Linked DNA regions of Homo sapiens: region 2 is linked to region 1. The links are chromatin contacts, found by Hi-C in ENCODE. All regions are on one chromosome and are shown on one strand. The core of a region is the stretch at or near the end of the contact, and the rest is flanking DNA. Distances in the headings are between cores, read along the strand shown. Region 1 overlaps LOC107987108 (a long non-coding RNA gene). Region 2 overlaps LOC107987108 (a long non-coding RNA gene).

What was found. A loop is a pair of places that touch in the nucleus more often than their neighbours do. Pooled maps may share reads with other maps.
Region 2: a pooled map shows a loop between it and region 1 (2.8-fold over the local background). The contact joins two enhancer-like sites. A Hi-C loop is called at or near these places in 4 of 37 single-sample maps with no recorded cell type and 2 of 50 pooled maps.

What each region holds. Positions count from the first base shown.
Region 1 is chr9:106,415,116-106,422,138 of GRCh38, forward strand. All of the region lies in intron 3 of LOC107987108 (a long non-coding RNA gene), which reads left to right. Among named protein-coding and RNA genes, the nearest start is that of MIR8081, 180 kb to the right of the region's middle. RefSeq lists an enhancer at 5,655-5,734. Within about 2 kb of position 5,461, at least 2 of the 41 ENCODE cell types and tissues checked have a DNase peak (open chromatin) inside an H3K27ac peak, as active enhancers do.
Region 2 is chr9:106,106,140-106,113,374 of GRCh38, forward strand. All of the region lies in intron 3 of LOC107987108 (a long non-coding RNA gene), which reads left to right. Among named protein-coding and RNA genes, the nearest start is that of TMEM38B, 420 kb to the left of the region's middle. Within about 2 kb of position 3,677, at least 2 of the 41 ENCODE cell types and tissues checked have a DNase peak (open chromatin) inside an H3K27ac peak, as active enhancers do.

The DNA.
Region 1 (7,023 bases), core at 4,211-6,710:
GTCTTCCTTCGGTAAATTGAAAACGGTACCTCCCCTCTGTGAGTCTGCCGCCCTCCAGATGCTTGGCCCGGATGCCATACACCTGCTCAGTGTCAGCCAGAACCCACCAGAGCATATGGCAGCTCACATATTGCCTTGTCTCGGGATGGATTGGGAACGCTGGTCACCTGGGCTGTATTTTCAAGTGGTGTGACAGCAGCTGTGGGAAGCCCAGAGAATGACAGGCTCTCACTGCTCTTCTTACTAGTGGGAAAGGAGCACGAGAGGAACAGAAGGGAGATGTTTTCATATACCCAGTAGCTACGACTTGACTCTCCTGTAAAAGGACACACCGCTTGCTGTCTTCACCCACAGTGAGCAGGTGCAATAGAAGGGAAATTCTGATTTTTTTTTATTTAAAATTGCAACTGTGGTAGGCACAATTATGGCCCCTGAAGATGTTCATGTCCTAATCCCTGGAACCTGTGAATATGTTACCTTACATGGCAAAAGGGAATTAGGTAGCAGATATAATTCAAGTTGCTTATCATCTGACCTTAAAAGAGGGACATTATCCTGGATAACCTGGGTGGGCCCAGTAGAATCATGAGGGTCCTTAAATGTAGAAAGGAAGGTAGGAGAAGAGGTCAGAGTGATGCTATGTGAGAGGAAGTCCACCTGCTGTTGTTGGCTTTGAAGATAGAGGTAGAGCGTCACAAGCCAAGGGATATGGCTCTGTGTCTCTACGTAAATCTCATGTTGAACTGTAGTCCCCACATGTTGAAGGAGCGGGTCTGGTGGGAAGTGATTGAATCATGGGGGCAGACTTACCCCTTGTTTTTCTCGTGATGGAGTTCTTACAAGATCTGGTTGTTTAAAAGTGTGTAGCAATTTCCGCTTCGTTCTCTCTCTCCTGCTCTGCCATGGTAAGACGTGCTTGCTTCCCCTTTGCCTTCCCGCCATGATTTTAAGTTTCCTGAGGCCTCCCAGCCATGCTTCCTGTACAGCCTGCAGAACTGTGAGTCAATTAAACCTCTTTCCTTCAGAAATTACTCAGTCTCAGGTAGTTCTTTATAGCAGAATTGACTAACACACCAAGCAATGCAGCAGCCTCTCAAAGCTGAAAAGGGTAAGAAGTGGATTCTTCCTCCAGAACCCCAGAAAGGGACATAGCCCTGTGACACCTTGATTTTAGCTCAATGAGACCCATTTGGAACTTCTGAATACAGAAACTAAGAAAATCACTGTGCGTTGTTTTGTGCCAGTAAGTGTGTGGTAATTTGTCATGGCAGCAGTAAGAGACTAATAAGTGGAGTTATGGTGTGAACCTGTGGTTCTCAACATTGGAGTGTACTAGAATCAGCTGGGGAGCTTTTAAAAATTCTCAGCTGGAGCACACCCCAGGCAATCATGTGAGAATCTCTGGGTGTGAGACCCAGGAATCAGAAATTTATCAACTCCCACGTGATTCCAATGTGCTACCAAAGTTGAGAAGCAATGATTTAGTGGATGGAACCTCCACAGTGTTTGGAGTCAAGAAAGTTGGGTTCAAACACTATTTCTATCATTTCAAGGTTAAGCTCAATTCAGTTGGCCTGCATATTAAATGTGCATGCACATCTGTATATTTATATCTATAAAATATTAATATATGTATATATACATCAAAAACTCCTGCAAAGTGAGCAGTTATATGTCAGTGAAGTTTTACATGTAGAGTCCAGCACATGGTAAATGCATGTAATGGAAGTTATTTTGCTAAAACTGAGTAGTTGAAAGCTACTGAAGAGATTTTTAAAATCTTCCTCTAGTAACATAAACAAAAAATGCTTAGTTTCCTATTGTATGTTTTTCTGGGCCCATGTGTCTCAAAGTATGTTCTAATTTGAGATCCATCTTTAGATTTATGTCAGATCACTGGCATGTTGAGGAAAGCAAGATGGTTTTATGAAATTTTTTTGTTTTTGACCATGAGCATACTAAACCAGTCCTTCTTATTTGAGGTTTTCTGCACTTCACTGCTAACTTTCAGGCTCAGATTGTAGGCCGTGTCCTCAGGCAATTTCCTTAACTTTGCCTTCAGCCTTCATTTCCTTGTTAGTAAAAGAGGGACCACAATTCTCTTTCCCATCCGTAAGTGTTACGGGATTTGAGAGAGCAAGCGTAAAATATCTAGCACAATGCCTGGCCTGCAGTCATGACTTGACAAATGCTATTTTTGTAGTAATATGGGTCAAGTCCAAATCCAACTAATGGAATGGAAGAATAAAGTGGAAAGTCAGTGGTTGTGAAAATAGAAGAGAGGGAGTTGCTCAGGGCTTTGGTTTGGCCAGATGTCCATGGTTTTACAGGTTTCCAGCAGGTGTATAGCTTGAGCACAGCTGTGTGCAGGAGCTCTGGCCTGCTGAACACCAGATACTGGGCCACGCCTTTGGAAACACAGAGACATGGGAAAGCTGGTTGGCTTCACGGACATTTAAGAGTGCAACAGGCCACTTGCTGCCCAAATAATGCAAGTGTTTTCAGTTATGCCTCCTCACTCAGTTGTTAAGCCCTTGAGGGCAGAGGCTTTGGTTCATGGTTCTTTGTCATCTAATTTCCTTGCTCAATTCTGGGCACAGTGTAAATGCACAATAGAATCTTGCTGTTTCATTAGCCCATAAGAGTCACATAAAAATGATTAAGAGAAATGTAACACATTCTATCTTCCTTTCCATTTCAATAAGTTGAAAGTAGCACAGTTCTTGAAACCAGGGGCGTAGGGTTGCAGTTCAGACCACAGAATTAGTACATGGGTGAGCCCTTTCTCTGTGTGATCTTGGCTAAGTCACTGGCCTTTCATCTGTCTAATGGTGTTGGAGTGATAGCAGCATTCTATCTTCAGTGCCTCTCTTACAGGGTTAGTACCTGAAACAAGTAATATGAGGGTGAAGGATTTCCATAAATTTGAAATAAAGTAATAGTTTTGGTTTCAAAAGAGGTAAAGCTCACATCTGATTGGGGAGATAACGGGTGAATTTTTGAAGAAGCCATTTAAGGGTAACACCTAAATAAATTTTCTTTTTTACGTTATTCAGGATTCAGAGTCTCCTGTTTTCCAAATGCAACTGGTAGAAACATGTTAATAGTGAAAACGGATTGGATAGGCCATGGGCTATAAACCACTCAGACCTAGGCTCAAATCCCAACATATGCACTTAACGTATGTGGAATCTCAGTCAAGATAAAACTTCTCTGACCCTTAGCATCGTTTTCTTCAAATGGAAGTGATGCTTTTGAAATGGTAGGGCTGGCCATTATGAACGTTCACTGCATGCCTCCGATTGTGCCTGTATCATGTTATGTGAAAAACTTCAGTTTCCCTTCATGGGGGTTTCTCAAGAAGCCCAGTTGTTTACAGGATAGATTATAGTTGTGTGGATAGATTATAGTTGGAGGTCTTCCCCTGCTAAAAGATAATAATCATTTATTTAGGTTATAATTTTTAAAGACATTTATTATTATTTGTATGTTTATATATTAAATACATAATTATGTTTATTTTAAAGTATATGTTAAATGTATCATATATACATAGATATACTATATATGTACATATATTACACACACACACACACACACATATATATATATACACATTCCTGTAGTAAAAAATTAATACTAATGAAACAAAAGTTATCTCAGTCCCCTTTTTAGAGGTAGATTTTCTTTCTTAAACATCAGTTTTTATCAGAAAAATATAAGGCGAAATTATTGTTTTATCTGATTTCAAGGATCAGACAGCTGGAATCTGTTCCCTTGAGAGTGTCAAATCTAACACTATCCTCAGGAGGCTCTAGAGAACAGTACTTAGCAAACCTAGTGATTTGTGGGTTGGTGATCTCTTCCAGGATGCTAATTGGGGCCAGATCAGCTGTTTCCAGGCACTCCTAAAATGCCCTCTCTATTTACTCTGCCCTTTACCCCTGCCAAGAACACACCACTGTGGCACAGTGTAGAGGAAAGAACATGGGAATCGGGAGACAGCAGTGCTGAAAGCCTGGTGGGGAACACAGGCAGGTTATGGAAACTCTGCTTCTCAGTGTCCTCATCTGTGAAATGGGAATTGTTTGTTACAACTGTGTCCCAGGATTGCTATGAACATTAAATAGCATCATGCTTTCAAATCTCGAAATATTTATAAAATATGAAACATTCTGGTGACACACACGATAAAGAATGGAAGAAAATTTGGAAGAGAAAAGAACAGAAAGCCATAATAAATTTGATTGCATATTACTCCTAATAGTACTCTTAATGTCATAAAACCCCATTGGTTTCATCTTCAGTATTGTACTGTATCTACTCACACTACAGTTTATAGCTCTGGAATGGTTTGTAACAAAGACCTTCATTCAACAAAATTTATCAAGCACCTACTAAGTGCCAGCCTTGACCATGCAAGTGAACAAAATGACTTGCCCTCGTGGTGCTTTTATGGCTTTAGGAAATCCCAGGATGTCAGCCCAAGAGAGTTCTCTGACATGCACCTACTACAGTGAGGTCCCGGGTCTTGCATTCTTCATCTTCCACCTAATATAATTCTGGGTCCCAGATCCCTCAAAAACCCACCACTTGGCTTTAGTCCAGGACAGGAATTTGGAGTTTTGAGCTAGGCTAATGTTTGATGCTCAGAAGTTGGACAGGAACATGTGCTCTGTGCCAGCCATGCTTTTTGAGAACTGGTGTCTGGGTTTAATTTCTACTGTCTGTCAGAGAGAAGCTTTGATCAGACTCTGCATTTTTTCACTTCAACTAAGTGACTAGAGGCTACTACTTGCCCATTTCTACCGCCTCTGTGTGAGCTCTGGTTTGGCAGGAATCTCAGAGATTTATTTCCATGAATTCCCTGGAATTGCCCTGCCCATCATTTCTCTCTCCTTTCCAGTCTCAGCACAGTTAGTGCTGGAGGTTGAGTGAGGGAGCCAGTGTGTGTCCAGGAAGGTATGGGATGAGAAATGGGGAGGGAGACCCACACATATTGCAGAAGGAAGTGCAGCAGGAATAAGTGACTGCAGCTGGGTCTTAATGGCTTTTCTTCTCTGCCGTCATTTTCCTTTAAGCCCAAAAGAAACTCTTTGTAATACGTGTTAAAATTATGGTTCAGATTTCTGATGATCAAGTTACATAGATTAAAGTAATGGATACCAGACTCTGCATCAATTCAGGTATAAATATGGATGAAATGAATGTACATTATCCACTGTTATAAATCTACATGTTCAAGGAAAGACATAAATCTCCTGAACCTTTCCTACCTCAGGCTATGAAGGTGTTGTTGTTTTTTTTCCCAGTGTTTTCGATGAAATTATAATTTGGAGTAATTTGCTGGTTTTGCAGAAACTTCCAGCTTTTTTTTTTTTTTACAAGAAAGGGTAGAGTATATTATTTACAATGGTGAGTCATTAAAATGCTCCAGGAAGTCATTGTTGCAGAGGGGGTTGGAGAGGGAAGGGGTTATGCGGCATTCCAGATGTGCATGTGTGGAGAGCGGTGGTGCATTTGGAGAAATTTATAGCACCTGGTTCCATTGTAAAGGGTCTTGGCCTGGGGGCATTTCTCTTCTCTTCCCCTCCCTTCAGCCCTATCACCACTGTACACACAGGGGCTCAAAGGTGGCAGTGCCTGATGGGCACAGGGCCACAGGACGTTGTGGTCTGGCAGGAAAGAGGGACTTTTCATTCCGTCTAAGCCACAAAGCTGATGAAAGTGTCTGCTCTCCTTGCAGCCTGGGGCCCCCTCACATGAGCAAGAGCAAGTCTCATAGTGAAAGAGAAAAAACAGAGCCAAGCACTCTGCAGAAAGAAGTGCATACTCCAGCTCTGCTGTGCAATAACTGCATGTTTGGGTACCTCTTATCTCTTTGGTTTTCAAAATCTGTAGAATGGAGATAATAGTATGCATTCCATAAGGTTGGTGTGAGGAATAAAGGAAATTATAGGTGTGAAGACACCTAGCACAACTCCTTTACCTTCCTGCTGAAACTCCCCACTTGTAGGGATGAAAGACTCTTGGCCGCCATTGTTCCAAATTGCATCATAAATTCTCAACCATTTTCTCATCTTTTATGGCTCTTAAATCCCCTTAGCTAAGTCTACTGCTCCATCTACATGGAGGTTCAGCTATTTCTAAAGTCCTGAGTTATAAATGAAGAACTCACCAAGGAGACCCAGGCTCTTTCCATAAGATTGCTCCACTCTCCCTCCTCTGTGGCATCCACATCATAAGCTCGCAGCCACCTTGCCCTCATTCCAGCCAGCAGAAGGGAAAAGGTGAAAAGCAGGGCATGCCCTTGCCCTTTAAGGACTAACCTGGAAATGACCTGCTTCACTTTCTGTTACTTTCCACTGGCCTGAATTTAGTCACAGGGCTATACCTAATCATGAAGGGGGTTAGGGAAAGTATTCTTTACTTGAGTTAGCTATGGACCTAGCTACATTCACTTACCATGGAAGAAAGGGAGATGGATACTGGGGGACAATTAGCGTTCTCTTCCAGAGGAGGTCACAGGATTTGTGCCAGAAACTCAAGTAGAGCCATATGCTGGAAGAGAGAGATTTTAGGCTCTGTAGGGGTTGAGAATGGATGACTGTAATCCCATGAATCATGAAATGTATCTGTTTAATAATCAGATTAATCAGGATGTAGCCGTGTGGCTTGCTTTGTTAATGTGCTAATTCCAGGGACTACAGTAACTGGGCCCGTCCTATTATGGGTCAAATAAAATTTACCTTCCTGTGTAGCCACAGACAGTCATCTCATGCCTACCCGATGTGCTTTTTACCTCTGTACCCCCAGTGCATTTCCCACAGCCTGCCACACAGATTTTCATTCAACAGTTGTTGAATGAATGGATGAGTTAATGTGAGAGTAAATAAAAGGACAAGCAATGACTGGGCAACAGGATGTGGGTATGTGGGGATGTCAGTGGGTACTTTCATAAATAGAACCAAACCATCTCTACTCTCCTGAGCCCATCACCTCCCTTACTCTTAAGAAATGTCC
Region 2 (7,235 bases), core at 2,427-4,926, 310 kb before region 1:
CCAATCATCTAGGTGACACATCCTTCGACTATGTAACCAAAGGCAATTCAAACTCAATACATTTAAAACTGAATTTATTTTATTATCTTCTCCACAAAACACCTGGATCCTCTTCCTATATTTCCTACCTTGGTTAATGATGCCGTCATATACCTTCCAGAAATCCAGAAGTTGAATAATAATAATTCTTTTCTGCCCATGCAATTAATCACCAGGTCCTATAGATTCTACCCAATAAATGTCTCTCATGTGTATTTTGTCCTCTTCATTCAACATGCCATTGCCCACATACCTTCTACCAATTCCATCCTCTCTACTGCCATCAAAATTGTCTTTCTAAAGTATAGATGTCTTTCTAAAATCTTGGCACACACCTGGTTAAAAACTGTATTGAGGCCGGGCATGATGGCTCATGTCTGTAATACCATCACTTTGGTAGGGTAAGGCAGGTAGATTGCTTAAGCTCAGGAATTTGAGTACAGCCTGGACAACATGGTGAAACATCGACTCTACAAAAAAAATACAGATATTAGCCAAGTGTGGTGGCATGTGCTGAAGTGGGAGGATGAAGTGGCGGGAGGCTGAAGTGGGAGGATGGCTTGAGCCTGGAAAGTCAAGGCTGCAGTGAGCTGAGATCATGCCACTACAGTCCAGCCTGAATGACAAACTGAGAACCTGTCTCAAAAAACAAACAAACAAACAAAAAACCCCAAAACAAAGCAAAAAAAACACACCAAAACCAAAAAAACTTTATTGAATGAAAAATGAGGTTTAAACTCCTTAGGAGGAAAAACATGGTCCCTTCCATGAAGGAAATTAATCTCCTACATACTACCATGGCACTTTGTATATACTTCTATAATGGTTTTTGGAATATAATATATGGTTACTTTATTTTATTTTTTGAGATGGAGTCTCTGTCGCCCAGGCTAGAGTGTGGTGGCATGATCTCCGCTTACTACAACCTCCGCCTCCCAGGTTCAAGCGATTCTGCCTCAGCCTCCCAAGTAGCTGGGACTACAGGTGCCCGCCACCATCCTGGCTAATTTTTTTTTTTTTTTTTGTATTTTTGTATTTTTAGTAGAGACAGGGTTTCACTGTGTTGACCAGGCTAGTCTTGAACTCCTGACCCCGTGATCTGCCCACGCCGGCCTCCCAAAGTGCTGGGATTACAGGCGTGAGCCACCAGGCCTGGCCAGTATGTGGTTATTATATATACTACATATGTGATTTATCAAATGGACTATAAAACTCCTTGAAACAAGAGCCATGTCTTTTATTTTTGTATTTCTAGTGCTAACCACACAGAATAAAACTAGATTTAAATAAAGTGAACAAATGGATGAACTGGGGAAGAAATGTTGAAAGATTTGTTCTGTACAATGACCAACATCAAATGATCGAAGTATAAGACATTGATGGGGTGATATGAAAATAGTGAAAATGGGAGAGGTCACCAGTTTATAAAAGTCCATTAACTGGAACACTGGATAATTTGTCATTTCAGAACACGCTCTGTGCTTTTTCAGGACCTGCCTCCATGGTGGTTTTAAGATATGTCTAAAAATTCTTGACACTCCTCTCTTTTAAAAATGGAGCCTGATTTCCCTCCCTTGAATGTGAGTCAGACTTCATGACTTGCCTCTAACAAATAGGATGTGGCAGAAAAGATGTCATATGACTTCCGAGGCTAGATCATTAAGAAGGTAGCTTCTGTTGGCTCTTTCTCTTCTTTTGATTGCTTATGTTAGGGAAAGCCCATTTCCATGCTATGAAGACACTCACACAGCCTATGAAGAGGCCCCTGTGAGGAGGAACTGAGGCCTCCACCACCAACCAGCCACAACTTTCCAGCCGTGTAAATGAATCACCTTGAATGAAAATTTTCTTGCCAGTCAAGCCTTCAAATGACTACAGCCCCAGCCAATATCTTAACTGAAACTCCATGAGAAATTGCAAGATAAAATTGCCCAGCAAGCATGCTCTGGAATTTCAGACCCACAGAAACTGTAAGAATAATCAATGTTTATTTTTGTTTTAATCTACTGGCTTTTTAAGTAGTTTGTTATGCAGTAATAGATAGCTAATACATGCTCTACTAAGAATAATTCTTCTTTTGATCTCTTAGCATCCCATGTATTCTTTCAGGTCTAATTTGTTATGCAGCAATAGATAGCTAATGCATTCTGTACTAAGAATGACCCTCCTCTTGATCTTTTAGAATCTCATATATTCTTTCAGGTTCTGCTTCCGTTGTCCTGGATTATTCCCAGCTTCCTCCAGTCAGAGCTGATATTTACCTCTTGTAGTTTTACCTCCTTTTATTGCTTAATATTATTTATTCTTTTAGCAAAAATGTATTCATTACTCAATCTGTGCAGTATTCTATGCAGGGCATGGAAACCAAAAGATGAATGACTCAAAATTTTTGAAAATGGTTTTCTCTCCAAATATGCCCACTTTTCCTTGAGAAAAAGATTTTGATTGTTCTTCATTGTTAAGTTGTTTTGGGGCTTAAAAGTGTGAGTGTTGGGTTAAGGTTGTCTGGATAAGCATCCAGGCTTAGCCTGTTTCCTGTCCCAGCTTACTACCTGACTTCGGACAAGTTACCTCTCAAGGCTTAAGTTTCTGTCTGTAAAATGGGCATAACAGTAATTCCTGTCTTACGTGGTTATTATGAAGGGTAAATGGGATCATACATGTTCAGTGCTTAGCATGGTACCTGACACTAAGTAAATTCTCAATAAACATGTTGTATTATTGTCATTGATTATCCCACTCAATATCTAGCATAGTGACTAAAATAGGGTAGGTATTCAGGAGAGAAATGTTTGTTAAATTAAAATGTAAATGGAATAGGTTACTTTTGATATTGGAGGATAGATAGTCAGAAAAGCATTTCAGACATGAGGTGTCAGTCATTATTCATGCAGCACTGAGTCACTGAGTAAAATCAACTCAGTAACTTATTAATTGTTTAATTAACTTATTAAATGTTTAGTTACTATGTGCCATTAACTAGAGACATAGGAAAATGAGTGAAAGACATAGAAGGGCCAAGTGTTTGGACACTGGAGAAAACGTTTCTTAACCCAGGTGCTTCCATGGGAAAGCAAATTCCCTACTGCCAGAGTCCTAGATTCAGCAAATATTTATTGAGCCACTATTATATGCCAGGCAGTGTTACAGGAGCTTGGGGTACAGCGAATTTTCATTCATTTGATAAATATTTATTGAACACCTTTTTTGTGTGTGTGCCATTCTTTCAGTTCCATTCTGTGAACAAAACAGATGAGGATTTCAGCTTTCATGGACCTTTCTCACAAGGAGAAATGGACAATAAATCATATTCACCTTTGATGATTAACACTGAGTGTTAACTTGATTGGACTGAAGGATGTAAAGTATTGTTTCTGGGTGTATCTGTGAGGGTGTTGTCAAAGGAGATTAACATTTGAGTCAGTGGACTGGGAGAGGCAGACCCACCCTCAACCTGGGTGCGCACAATCTAATCAGCTGCTAGCATGGCTAGAATAAAACAGGCAGAAGAAGTTGTAAAGAGCAGACTTGCTGAGTCTTCTGGCGTTCATCTTTCTCCTGTGCTGAATGCTTCCTGCCCTCGAACATCAGACTCCAAGTTCTTCAGCTCTTGGACTCTTGGACTTACCCCAGTGGTTTGCCCAGGGGCTCTTGGGCCTTGGCCAAAGACCAAACAAAGGCTGCACTGTCAGCTTCCCTACTTTTGAGGTTTTGGGACTCAGACTGGCTTCCTTGCTCCTCAGCTTGGAGATGGCCTATTGGGGGACTTCACCTTGTGATCGTATGAGTCAATACTCCTTAATAAACTCCTCTTCATCTATACATCTATCCTGTTAGTTCTGCCCCTCTAGAGAACCCTGACTAATACATCATCCTACCTAGTTAATGATATAATTTGTTAGAAGATAATAGAAGCTATGAGAAAAAGGAAAAGAAAAAGTACAGCAAGATAACAAGGATCAGATATGCCAGGGTTAGTGTATGCAGGGGACTTTGCAGTTTGGTATATTTCTCACTGAGAAAGTGAGATATTGATGAGCAAAACTAAGGTCCTCTTCTACCATCTAGTGAAAGAGACAGACAAGAAGAAAGAAAATAAATCATTAGTGGCTGGGCATGGTGGCTCACACCTGTATCCCAGCACTCTGGGAGGCCAAGGCAGGTGTGGATCATTTGAGACCAGGAGTTTAAGACCAGCCTGGGCAATATAGCAAGACTCTGCCTCTACAAAAAATTATAAAAATGAAAAAAAGTAATGATAAATATCATTAAAAAATAGGATAATGTGAGAAAATCAAGGTCCTAGCTCTGGATATCTGTGCCCTTCCAGGTGGGAAGCCCAGGCCACTACCAGTCCTGCCCATCTGGCTGAAAAGAGTCTCTATTGAAGCACACACCTATGTTATGACCACCTCCTGTGTGTCTGTGAATAGGACAGCAGAACTATTATGTGTTGTAGCAGGTATTGTATTCCAACAAATTGGTCGACAAAAGAAGAGACATTCGTAATCTGTTAGTCATATTTCTGGTGGTGTAAATGGGTGATGATGGATCACTCTAACTAAAAGGTAGACTCTAGCCTCTCTGCACAGGACTGGAGGAGAAACTGTGTGAAGTTTGCCACTGTATAGACAGTATAGGATGTTGTCCTACAGTGGGAAAGATTTGCTTATTATGAGAACAGAATTTCTCATAGGTTTGAATTTGATCTTTAAATGAGGACTATTAAAGGGAGATGGCTCTTTCAGTTTTCTAACATAAATTTTAATTTTATTCCTGATAGATGAGATGTGGCTATGTCTCAGGTTTAAGAAGGAATGATGGGGTTGTGAAATGTTTCTCTTTCAGTTTGGTTGAAAGTAGTAGGAACTCAGAGTTTACATACCCTTAAAAGGGCTGTAGAGAGTGGGGAATATTCAGAGCACAGCCACAAAAGGTGATTAAAGGACCTGGGGAGGAAGGGAAATTAAAATTATTAGGCCTGCAGAAGGGCATGTGTGTGGCCAGGGTGAGAAGAGAAGGGAAGAAAAGGGAACTGACTTAATAATTGTTCTCTTGCCACTAGGGGTAGAACGAGAGGAAACAGGCTTAAATGAAAACAGGATAATTTAAGATAAGAAAGCTGAGTTTTTTCCCTGGGTTCTGGAGGCTGACGTCTCTTCTGTAAGATCTCCAGGGAAGATACACATCAGTCTGGTGTAGTTTATTTTAGCTTTAGTAAACATTTTACCCAAGGTGTGTAGCTTTGTCCATCTCTTTCAATGCTTCCAGCTGGTAAACTGAGAATACATATGATGTCTGAAAGCCGCGTTAGGCTGAAGAAATCTGATCTTAGTGTCGGGTATTGAATTTCCAATTAGAATGCTCATTTGCCCTCTGTGCTGCACACTCTGGGCCTTGGGCTAATTTAAATGGAGTATTTTCAGTGGATCCTGCCTAGAGACAGGAAGGTGGCTTAGGGGCCATCTCCTGCTTTCTTTTATTCTCAACGTACTGTGGGAAATACTGTTTATTCATTTAAGATTGCTGATTGAAGGCCAGATTAAATTATTTTTTATTCAACTAGTGTTGCTTGACATTTTTGTATATGATCTTTAATATTCTTCATTTTTAAAAGGTATGTATAAAATAATCCTCTTTATATACAATACAAATATATTTGTGTGTGTACAAAATAGATATACTATATAGTCATAAAGAGAGATGTAAAAGATGGCCAAGAAAATGTTAATGGTGCTTACATAAGGAAGGTAGAATTTCATGTGACCTTTACTTTCTTTTTTATAGTACCATGTGGTTTTTGAATTTTCTACAATGAGAATGCGCCATCTATATAATCAGAAAGAAAACAATAAAGCTATTGAGAAAAAATACTACCAGCCACATTTTGAGATTATTGTGATACGTCAAAGAGGCAAAATAAGACTTTACTCAGGATTCAAACCCAAAACTCACTCCAAGCCACGTGACTTGCACTTTCTTAGGTAATTTGAAGGGTACAAAGAAGCCAATGACACAGTGCCTTCCCCTGGGGAACTAATAAGCTGGAGAAAAAAGTCATATAAGCCAGAGACATGAAAGACAAAGCCAGGGGCAAAAACAGGGACTGGCTTAGGAGTTCTGTGAAGAGGTCAGGAAGTCCTTCCTGGATGACAGGGGAACTTGAAGATGACAAAACTCAGATAGCTCAGAGAAGGGGAATAACATCCCTGGTAGAAGGCACAGCATCCATAAGGCTCCAGGGGTAGAAATATATAAGGCAAGTGTGGCAGAATAATTTGTTAATATTAATTTGTGTTTTGTGATCTCTTTTCTCCAGAGGTTTAGTTGCAGAGCTGAAAACAGAAGTTATTTGAAGACAACAGACATTGCTGGCCTTTGTTTTTAAAAGCCTCAGTTTATTGAGGGGATCATAGGGGAGAGGGAAGTGGCTAGTGCCTTCGCATGGGACGCAGGACAGTTGGAATAGGGGAAAGCCATTTTCCCCAAGACCACAAGTGGGCTGCAGTTTAGGTTTGTAAGAGTGGCTGCACCTGTCCCCTGCACCCTTGCAGTGTCTCAGAGAGCTTGCAAGACCTTGGTAAGGAAGCATGGCATTCTTATTATGTTAAGCTGCACCCTGGGCTCCAGTGCCCAGCTTTGGCAAAGACCCAATGCGAATTGGAAGATTCCTACATACATGTAGAAAACAGAACAATTCCATAGTGCTAAAGAAAACATATGAATATGCAGATGCTTGTGAGGATACATTGCTTTGACCAAGTCAGATAAGTTCTGACACCTTAGTTTCTCCAGCTACCAAATAAATGGGTATATTGATCCCTTCCAGCTCTAAAATTCATCAAATCTACCAAATTAGAATGTCTGTACATGGCATCACTTCATTTCCGCCTGAAATGCGGTGAGGATTGTGTGGAAACCCCATTTCAAAAGAGCGACCACGAGAATGTGCACATATGCATAATGTTTTTCAGCAGGAAGTAGGAGTATACGGCATAGTAATTGAATCTGCCTTTTGAATCTTCTAAGCCAGCAGGATCTGATACCTGATCAGATGAGTATTGTTTCTTCCTTCCTGTAAAATCAGCTAAAATGGGAAGACTGAAGTGCAAATTTCCATCACAACTTGAGAAATCTTCTGCACTCATCCACCCCCACTCTCTCTTCATGTGTGCCATTTATTTGTATAGATTCTT